2 separate regions of the Homo sapiens genome follow, and region 1 is linked to region 2. A link is an interaction called in ENCODE POLR2A ChIA-PET data of the cell type or tissue named here. Cell type or tissue: GM12878. All regions are shown on one strand.

Region 1 (5,000 bases), 120 kb after region 2:
GTTGCCCATGCTGGTATGGAACTACTGGACTCAAGTGATCCACCTGCCTTGGCCTCCCAAAGTGCTGGGATTAAAGGTGTGAGCCACAGCACCCAGCCAGTTCCTCAGAAATTTAAGTGAAAGATAGTCACATAAGACTTCTATACCCAATTAAGCTACTGTTATACACAAAAACAATTGGCAGATATTTAGAAACTCAAAGACCCTGATGGTCCTGAGGGGATCCAAGTCTGCTGATGACACCTCATGGGCTCTCACTAACACAGGTCACCATAAAGAACTCAAAAGGTGAGGAAGACATGGTAAAGTAAAACTGGCAGGGAAATTAAACCGGGAACACTTAAAATCAACATGTAAATAATGCACTTCATTCACAGACCTAAAGCAGATAGCCCAAAAGAAAAATGGGCAAAGGATATAAAAATTCCCTCCCCCTGCCAAAACACAACACACATACACACCCAGTTTAAGGAAACTTCACAGTGATTTTAAAAAAACAACAACAAAGATTTAAAAAATATAACGATGCTCAAGTTCACAAGTGATTTAGGAAACTTATAGTCTTATGTATTACTGGAATAAGGCGAGGAGTATACATTTGGAAGAACAGCCTGACAAAATTTACTGTAGCTCTCGGGCTCAAGTATATATAGGTCAAAGATGTATGGCACAGTGAAATGCTACAACCTAACAAGCCACAACAGAGGATCGAGTCATTAATTATGCGACAGCTATCAACAAGTCAACCAAGCCAAGAGGAAGCATCACAACAGATATTAATGTATCAACATAGAAAGATGCTGTAGGCAGAAAAACAGTAGATGATGAATGTGGTCTTGAAAAGGTTTTAAAATGCATTAACAAATTGAACCCTCATTCAAGCCTTCTTTAACTTGTACTTAGACATATTCTATCTGATCCATACACAGAAGTTGGAAATACTTTCTCACTTTGCAAAATGCAATTGTTCTTCTGAAAACTAAGACAGTTTCATTTAAATCAATATGATTTTGGTTTTTTGTGTTTTTTTTTTTAACAAAGGCTCTAATATGTAAAGATTTCTCTGGTTTTTGTTTGTTTGTTTGTTTGTTTTTTGAGACAGGTTTTGTGCTCTGTCTCCCAGGCTGGAGTGCAGTGGCGCGATCTCGGCTCACTGAAGCCTTGGCCTCCTAGGTTCAAGCAATTCTGCCTCAGTCTCCCAAGTAGCTGAGACTACAGGCACGCACCACTACGCTAGGCTAATTTTTTATTTTTGATAAAGACGGGGTTTCACCATGTTGGCCAGGCTGGTCTCAAACTCCTGGCCTCAAGTGATCCACCCACCTCAGCCTCCCAAGGTGCTGGGATTACAGGCGTGAGCTGCCAGGCCTGGCCCTAATATGTGAAGATTTCTTAAAGAGGTTTTACAACCAAGCTTTATATAACTTTCGCTTTCACTACCTATAAAATGAGGGAGATGGCCTAAATCATGATCAATAGCCCTAAATCACTACTGTTTCTCCTCCTAGTATCGATGTTTCCATTTATAGCTGCCAGACACTTAACCCAGAAACATACTGCTACAAAAGAAATATTTTAAGTATAAGCACTTCCTGAAAAAAACAAAATTTGGAGACATCAGCAAATGCTCACCTCACTCAAGACTCAAAAGGGAAACACAAGCCACAGTTCTGAAATCCAAAGAACATTTTACATGTACAGCAACTGGCAAAGCTATTCAGAAGCCTGAGAGGCCCCTCTTGAAATGACAAAACTAAGCTTTCACCCAGTAAATTCAAGTGGAAAACAACCAAATTTCTATTCGTAGAAAAACAGTTATAAATTATGGCACATCCAAACTACTGAATTCTGTAAAATGTAAGGCACTTATCCATATAAGGCACTTACCTCTGTGTCTAGTACAAATTAGATTCTCAAAATAATTACTGTCATTAACATTATAATTTCCAGATTCTCAGAATCTGGCACCTTTCTTGGTTCTACTATAGTATTCATATGCCAGCATTTCCAAACCTACTTTACTATGGATCCTTTCTCCACATACCTATCTACATGGCATTTGTTTCATGGAGTACATTTTGGGGAATGCCTCTCTATCTCAGACACAAGCTTCATGCATTGTCCATTGACCACCATTTGTCCAGGGCTGATCTCCCCCAAAAAATTGTGTGCTCCTTGAAAGCATGGACCGGTGTTGGCACATATTAGGTACTAAGTAAATGTCTGTAGAATAAATAACAACAAATGAAAGAAGGGGTTTGGTGCAAATGACTCTGAGGATCCCCTGAAGCTTTAAAGCCCAGGTTCTATCATTTATACTGGAACCAAAGGGTCTAAACTCCCAAATTTCACACTGCTAACCTTGAGGACTAACAGAAATCAATGAAAACCACCTGAGGGACTCCTAAGTGTTCCAAGTATGCAGACCACAGCCCATGGGCTCTCTAGGCTGGCTCGAGTTTAACCTTACTTCATTTTCAACACAGACCAATATACATCAAATGTGGCTCACAGTGGCCAGGCCCAGTGGCTCACACCATAATCCTAGCACTTTGGGAGGCCCAGGCGGGTGGATGGCCTGAGCCCAGGAGTTCAAGAGCAGCCTGGGCAACATGGTGGAACCCTAACTCTACAAAAAAATACAAAAAATTGACCAGGATTGGTGGCATGTGTCTGTGGTCCCTGCTACTAGGGAGGTTGAGGTGGGAGGACCACCTGAACCCAGGAAGTTGAGGCTGTAGAGAGCCATGATTGTGCCACTCCACCCCAGCCTGGGTGACACAGTGAGATCCTATCTCAAAAAAAAAGAGTAGTTTAATAGTCAAACATGTAAAATGACCCAGATACAATTCAAGGATCAGGAGACCTCATTTACAGACTACTCAAAAGCTGGTTTGTAAGGCCTCCACCCACTTTCTAGCTTGAAGAATGAGTCACAGCATGTGCCCTCTGGGGACACCCAGGAATTTGTAGGGCAAAGGTGACAATCTTTCCCCAAGGTGCCAGCCTAACTTCACTCTAATGTAAACAGGCATTTCTGAGGTTTCACAGGGGCTCAGGAACAAAGCATCCACTGCCCTGGATGTTCTCTGGCTCCAGCAAACCCTGGCACACCAGGCAAAAGGCTTCTTTCAGGCAGAGGAAACAAACAAGGCTTAAGAAAAGTGAGAGTGGATGGCATGGCCCTGAGAGATGAAAGCGCCTCTGTTTAGTTTACTGAATTCTGCCTAGAGAGCTGCAGGAAGGCAGGATTTTTCTTAGCAGAGGAGTGAGAAATTCTGCAACCAGGTCAATTTTTCAGCAAAAGAGGTGCCAGGAATAGTAGTAGGATAAAGTATACATGGAAGCTGAGCCTGGGGTGGGTGGCCCAGGTCCCCTGCCCCACTCTTCTCAACTCAATGATCAACAATTCCGGCCCCCAGTTTGTCAAGAGTACTTAACGCACGGTTGTTCAACGTTATGCCAGTTTGCTACTGAACTCAAATTTGCTGACAAAATACACGTGTGCAAGTTCCTAATATTTTCTCCCCGCTACCCTCAACCGATGTCATTTCTGTGACTCAGAACCTTAACTAAAACTCAAAGCTGTGTGACACTGAGGAAACTGTGTTATGTCCCTGGGCCTCAGACCCCTCATCTGGACAAGGAAGGGATCGAGCAACCTTCAACACACTGCCTTCCAGCTATACCACTCCAGGAAGTACAAAAGAGGGCAGGTGGAAATGCAGAAGGATTTGTGCACCCTGGTAAGTCCTTCTCCACTCCCTGGTGCAATGATTGTGAAACTATTCTCACCCACACACAGGTAACTTCCAGTAGGAGATCACGAGCAGACAGAGCTGCCCTTTGTAAACAATAAATCACTGATTTTGCAAGGGGTTAAAAAAACAACAAAAAAAAAGGAGCTTCCAGCAGGGCGCAGTGGCTCACGCCTGTAATCCTAGCACTTTAGGAGGCCGAGGAGGGCGGATCACCTGAGGTCAGGAGTTTGAGACCAGCCTGACCTACATGGCAAAACCCCATCTCTACTAAAGATACAAAAAAATTGCCAGGCATGGTGGTGAGCGCCTGTAGTCCCAGCTACTCGGGAGGTTGAGGCAGGAGAATTGCTTGAACCCGAAGGCAGAGGTTGCAGTAAGCCGAGACTGCACCATTGTACTCCAGCCTGGGCAAGACAGCAAGACTCTATCTCAAAACAAAAAAAAAAAAAAAAGAAGAAGGAGCTTCCTTCACGACAAACTCAGAGATTGTAAGGAGAAAATGAGAACCAGAGCACCAGGTTGAAGCCCAAAAGGTGACAAGGAGAAGCTAGTCCTGGGTGATCCCCTCCATGGCCAGCCAGGTACCTGAGCTTTCAAGGTTTCCTCTTTCTGGGCAGAGGCATCTGATATACCAAGGGATTTTACTCAGCAATTCTAAACAAGCAGGTCCAAGTATGGCAAAAGTTTTCAAAAAGGGACTAATTGTTCTCCGGGATTATGTCAGTGTTCTATTACTACTGTAACAAATTACCACAAATTGAGTGGCTTGAAATAATAGCCATTTATCCGATCACAGTTCCATATATTGGAAATCCAGCATGCATCTCAACAGGCTCCAATCAAGGTGTCACAGGTGTGAGTCCATTACTGGGGGCTCTGGGAAAGAACTGATATCCACACTTATTCAGGTTGCCGGTCTAATTCAGTTCCTTGTGGTTGTAGGACTGAAGTCCCTGTTTCCTGCTGGCCGTCAGCTGGGCACTAGCCTTTGTTCCTGTGTTCCTTATGCTTTCCATGAGCTCCTGGAGGCTTCTCTCCAGATTTTGCAAGTGGCTCCCACCCACATTCCAGAGCCAATGACAGCATATGGAATCCTTTTCACACTTGGAATTCCATGACTTCCCCTTCTGCCTCATCTTTCTTTCTTTCTTTCTTTCTTTTTTTTTTTTTTTTTTTTGAGATGGAATCTCCCTCTGTCTCCCAGGCTGGAGTGCAGGGGCCTGATCTTGGCTCACTGCA
Region 2 (5,000 bases):
GCACTCTCTGTTGTCAGAGACCCTGGCTGAGCAGTTTCCCAGGCAGGTTCTGAGTGTGGCAGTGCCACTGGGCACTGAGTGTAAAGCTGCTGACTCATATGCCATTAGGTGTCTAAAAGCAAACCCTATGCTCCGTTGGCCAAACCATGGAGCTGTAACCATGGCTACGAGATGGGATGCAGAACTTATGAGGGAGGGGTGATGTGTTCAGAATGATGGAGACAGGTGAATTTCCAAATACCTCTGAGCTTACAGTGAGATATGGCAACAGAGCCCATACAAGCCACACAAAGCTATTGTCCCCCTAGTCTACAGGGTCTGTCACACCCCCTCTGTGTCTAAGATTCTGACACCAAGAATAGACCAAGGGCCTCCAACTTCGGCTCCTGGGGAAGCCTTTCCCACCTCCAAAGGGCACTCTGGTTCTGTGCTAGTGAGAGGGTCTCTACAGACGTGACGTGAGTCACACGCACTGCCATCTCTAGGTCCCTGCTCTCATCCTCCCTGGCCTCCTGCAAGGGAAGTTCCTCTCACCGCCAACTATCCATGGCCCACCCACCTTTAAACAACCTGCCCAGGAAATGTAGGATTCCTGTTTCCACTAGGAATCTCACATTTTTTTCTGAAGCAGACACCAAACACAGTAAGTCTTTGCCACTCTTCTCAACAGCTCACATGTTTCTCTCTCCAGCTTTGTGGGTCAGGGGAAGGCTAGTCACTGATGGCTTCTCACTTCACCAATGGGCCAGGCCTCAAGCTGAGACTCAACATTAAAGGCTGCCAGATGGATGTCCCCTCTCCTGTACCACCCATCACTCAGCACTGTAGGAGGTGGAGCCTAACACACAATCCTTTACACATGGTAGATACCCACAGGACCAAGTGTGTGCAGAAAAGCACCAGTTCAGCACCAGAGGAGGATATCCATGGAGGATAACCTGAAGGGAAAGGCTAAATTCATGTTAAACAACAGAACAACCTGTGATGATGGACGCATCCTCTGTGCTGGGACATATGTACATGTGGAAACCACCAGCCAGGGGTGGCTAGTGAGCACAAGAAATGTGGCTTGTGACTGAGGACCTGAATTCGTAATTATATTTTAACTTAATTGATTTAAATTTGCACAGCCACATGTGGCCAGTGGCTTCCCAGCAGATACCGCCTGGGGACTCCAGGGCATCCACCTCAGCAGCTTCATGGTCCATGCGGATGCTCCGGTCTGGAGGCTGGAACCAAGCGGGGAGACTCCACAGGAGTCAGCAGGAAGTGAGATGAATAAAGGGCTAGCAGGCTTTTTTCAGTCCTTGTTCACAAATATGCATTTTATTTTGTAATTATTACCCACAGATTGCCATTAAACGTTATGTCCAGTAAGGACTTCCCTAGGTGAGTCTGACATCTTTTAAGCCAGCTTATTTTTTAATACTGTTATTCACCACATAATTTACAAATAGAGAAGAAAGGACCTTCATACACCTTAAGAAAAATGAAGTGTCAAATTACTACAGTCAGCCCTCCGTATCTGTGGGTTCCACTTCTTCAGATTCAACTAATCTTAGATAGAAAATTTGGGGGGAAAAAAAACAAAAAATAATACAAATTTAAAAATCGGTACAGTATAACAACTCCTTACATGGCATTTACATTGTATGAGGTATTACCAGCAATCTAGAGATGATCTTTTTGTATGTGGAAGGGCATGCATAGGTTATAAGCAAACACTATGCCCTTTTATATCAGAGACTTAGGCATTGAAGGATTTGGTATCTGCAGGGGGTCCTGGAACCAATCCCCCTCAGATACTCAGGGATGACTGTAATTTCAAAGCCATACTGAGAAAAAGTCACATGCAGGCTCTGTGACTTGTTTTTGGCCATGACCCTCTCCCCTCTGGCAATCCAGGCAAGTCTGTGGACTCCTTCCTGGAATAATATTTTTAGGCAAATAAAATTATGATTATAAAAGAAGGCAGATATGTATCAATATAACAACGTGTGTGTGTGTGTGTGTGTGTGTGTGTGTGTGTGTGAGAGAGAGAGAGAGAGAGAAAGAGAAAGAGAGAGAGAGAGAGAGAGGAGAAAGGAGAGAGAAATTAGTTCAGGACTGGTTACTGCTGTCATTTTGAAGTGGAGATCAGCATCTGTGGTGTTGTGAGGCAGCTGTAACAACTGAAATGTGCCATAGGGCCAGGCGCGGCGGCTCATGCCTGTAATCCTAGCACTTTGGGAGGCCGAGACGGGTGGATCACCTGAGGTAAGGAATTCGAGACCAGCTTGGCCAACATGGTGAAACCCCATCTCTACTAAAAATACAAAAAAAAAAAAAAATTAGCCGGGCGTGGTGGCACATGCCTGTAGTCCCAGCTACTTGGGAGGTTGAGGCAGGAGAATCGCTTGAACTCAGGAGAGGGAGGTTGCAGTGAGCCAAGATCGCACCACTGCACTCCAGCCTGGATGACAGAGCAAGACTCCGTCTCAAAAAAAAAAAAAAAAGAAGAAGAGAAAAAGAAATGTGCCATAAAAATACCTGTGATTTCTAATGATGACAAAGTCACAAGCAGTGCTAATATCACTGTGACCTGGTGACCTTCATACAGGAAGGAAATATTGAGTACAATTAGGAACTAATTTCACAGGCCCCCCCCAAATTTCGTCTGTGGATCCCAGATGAACTCCTGCCATTGGGCAAGAGAATTGGGAACATAGTTGTGCAAAAACTGCTACTCACTGTTTTATTCAGCGATTAGAATGGCTAGGAGCAAAAGAGGCAGATCTGGGCGTTCTGCATGATGCAATCTTTAGACTGCTTTAAATACCTTTAATGCATAATACACTTTAAAAATAGCCATCTTCAAAAACTGGGCTGTGCCAAGAGCTACAGAAAAAGGCAAACAAAAACTTTACCTCAGCAAATATGAAAGCTGAGAATCCCTCAAAAAGAAACTGAAATGCAAATTTCAATTCGACTTTTCTCACACAATAGTTCAGTTTTCAAAGAGAGGTCTGCCCTTGAGAGTGGGGAAGGCAGTGGAGTGGATCCTGGGTGCCCAGGAAACAAGACAGCGCCAGGAGCTCACTGCACCAAGATGACAAGCCAGGAAGGAGGGAACCCAGGTAAGGAGCCTGCAAAGCTACACAGGCCAGCGTGTGAGCCAAGTGTGGTTAGCGCTAGATCAGGGAACTTGGGGGACTGAATATTCTTTGCTGCTTTTACTGAGATTCCTGGAATCACTGGATCACCCATCTGTGCCCTAGAAAGCTGACTATGTTATATGTCTTTCTTTTTGTTTCCCTCAGATTTCAGTGAAGCTTCTTGAGGCGGAGAGGGGGTGGTGGCTATTCTAGCCTGACTTCCTGACTTTGATGCATGGGAGCAAAGAAGAAAAGAAATCACGATTTAGGGAAGGTGGGCCAGACAACAAGGAGTGGGGGATGGGGATAGTATCTGCTGGGGGTCAGCAATGGGGGCTGAAGGGAAAGAGCTCCAAGGAAAAGGCCAATTTCAGAAGGGACAGAATCTCACGAGCATTTACGCAGCCATCCGCTCCTATCTCACTTGGGGGAGTTTCTCTCAAAAGCTCTTCTCTCCTCAGAGAGCATTTAGCATTTCATCAAACCATGGAAATAGAGCTGGAATACACAGGAGTTCTTGAGTTTGCTCTTTAGGCCATCTGTCTATCTGTCCAACTATCCGTCTAAACGTAATGTCTATTAAATGTCTACAATGCATCATGTCAGTGCTCAGGAAGTTTTGGATTGTGAAGCATTCTGGATTAGAGATGCTCAACCTGTATGAGTCAGATCTTCCAAATACCTCAGGTTCCCACTAAAGCAAGTTCCTACTAAATTTATCTTTTAATGGCAGGAGTAGAAAAGACCACAGATTTAGAGGAACAGAAAATAACCAATTTGTCTTATGTAGTTAAGAAACCACCAGTCAGATTCAAGTGTCCTTGATTCAGACTCAGATCTGAACTGTACAACGAGAAGCGAACTGTGAACACCCAACTCCAGTGGCCAGAATGTCAGACACTGTGCTCCTGTCACCAGAACCCCTCCTGTCCTCTGGCTGGGAAGAAAGCACAGCTCACCATGGGAAACAGGCCCAGTGAGTGGTAGCGCCGAGACGTGGTATTGGGCATGGTTTTGTTCCGGAGGTTCTTCAGCTCCTCCTGCGCCTCATGCAGCATCTCCATGCACTCTGCGTACTTGTCCTCCAGCTCACGCAGCTGCAGGCAGGAAAGACACAGAGGGTCAGGATCTCCTGAGCACCCAGGTGTACACACATCTGCCCATCCGAAGGCCAGAAAGACACAGCAATCTAAGAGTCCCCAGCACGTGTGGAACCAGCTGCCCTGTGCGCCTGTGGCCAAATAACAGAATTTTCAAAGGCTTGCTTTTTCTTTGACTTGAGGCAAGCTTACAGACTCAGAAATCTTCTAAAATACCAACAATGGGCAAATGAAACAAAACCAACTTCATGCAAAAGAAAAATCAGGCTAGGAATGATGGCTTACAGCTGTAATCTCAGCACTTTGGGAGGGCAAGGCAGGCAGTTTGCTTGGGCACAGAAGCTGAGACCAGCCTGGGCGACATGGGAAAACCTCATCTTTCAAAAAAAAAAAAGCAAAAATTAGGTGGGTGTGGTAGCCCACACCTGTAGTCCCAGATACTCAGGAGGATCACCTGAGCCTGGAGAGGTCGAGGCTGCGGTGAGCCATGCTCATGCCACTGTACTCCAGCCTGGGTGACAGAATGAGACCCCATCTCAAAAAGAGAAAAAGAGAGAAAGAAAAAGAAAATCGTCACACCCATGTTTCAAGCCACACCTGTGAGATTCCTCTCCCAGAGTGCTCTGTGTTGTATTGTTTCATTTCTTTGAACATTTTTTGGACACCTGCACGTGCCAGGCTCAGCTGGTGTAGAGCCCTGCCACACAGGTGCCCATAACCAGTAACAGTGTCAGTGGGCACAGAACCAAGGTGCAACTGGGTTTAC

The links. Peaks named below come from ENCODE experiments on the same cell type or tissue, not always from the same donor. Only the 100,000 strongest peaks of a DNase experiment are listed, where the experiment ranks them.
Region 1: POLR2A ChIA-PET joins it to region 2 with 5 read pairs; 5 of 35 experiments call an interaction of 5 or more read pairs at or near these places.

The regions. Positions count from the first base shown.
Region 1 is chr3:42,078,691-42,083,690 of GRCh38, reverse strand. It overlaps a transcript of TRAK1 not described here. Among named protein-coding and RNA genes, the nearest start is that of TRAK1, 10 kb to the left of the region's middle. In GM12878, no CTCF peak of the experiment used is centred here; a DNase peak (open chromatin) is centred at 2,950; H3K4me3 peaks cover 1,509 bases; H3K27ac peaks cover 3,546 bases.
Region 2 is chr3:42,194,035-42,199,034 of GRCh38, reverse strand. TRAK1 (trafficking kinesin protein 1) reads right to left here. Exons shown (of 16, transcript NM_001042646.3): 10 at 4,094-4,231. Among named protein-coding and RNA genes, the nearest start is that of CCK, 70 kb to the left of the region's middle. RefSeq lists enhancers at 2,768-2,897, 2,978-3,087, 4,013-4,172. In GM12878, no CTCF peak of the experiment used is centred here; DNase peaks (open chromatin) are centred at 2,934 and 3,914; H3K4me3 peaks cover 2,151 bases; H3K27ac peaks cover 3,402 bases.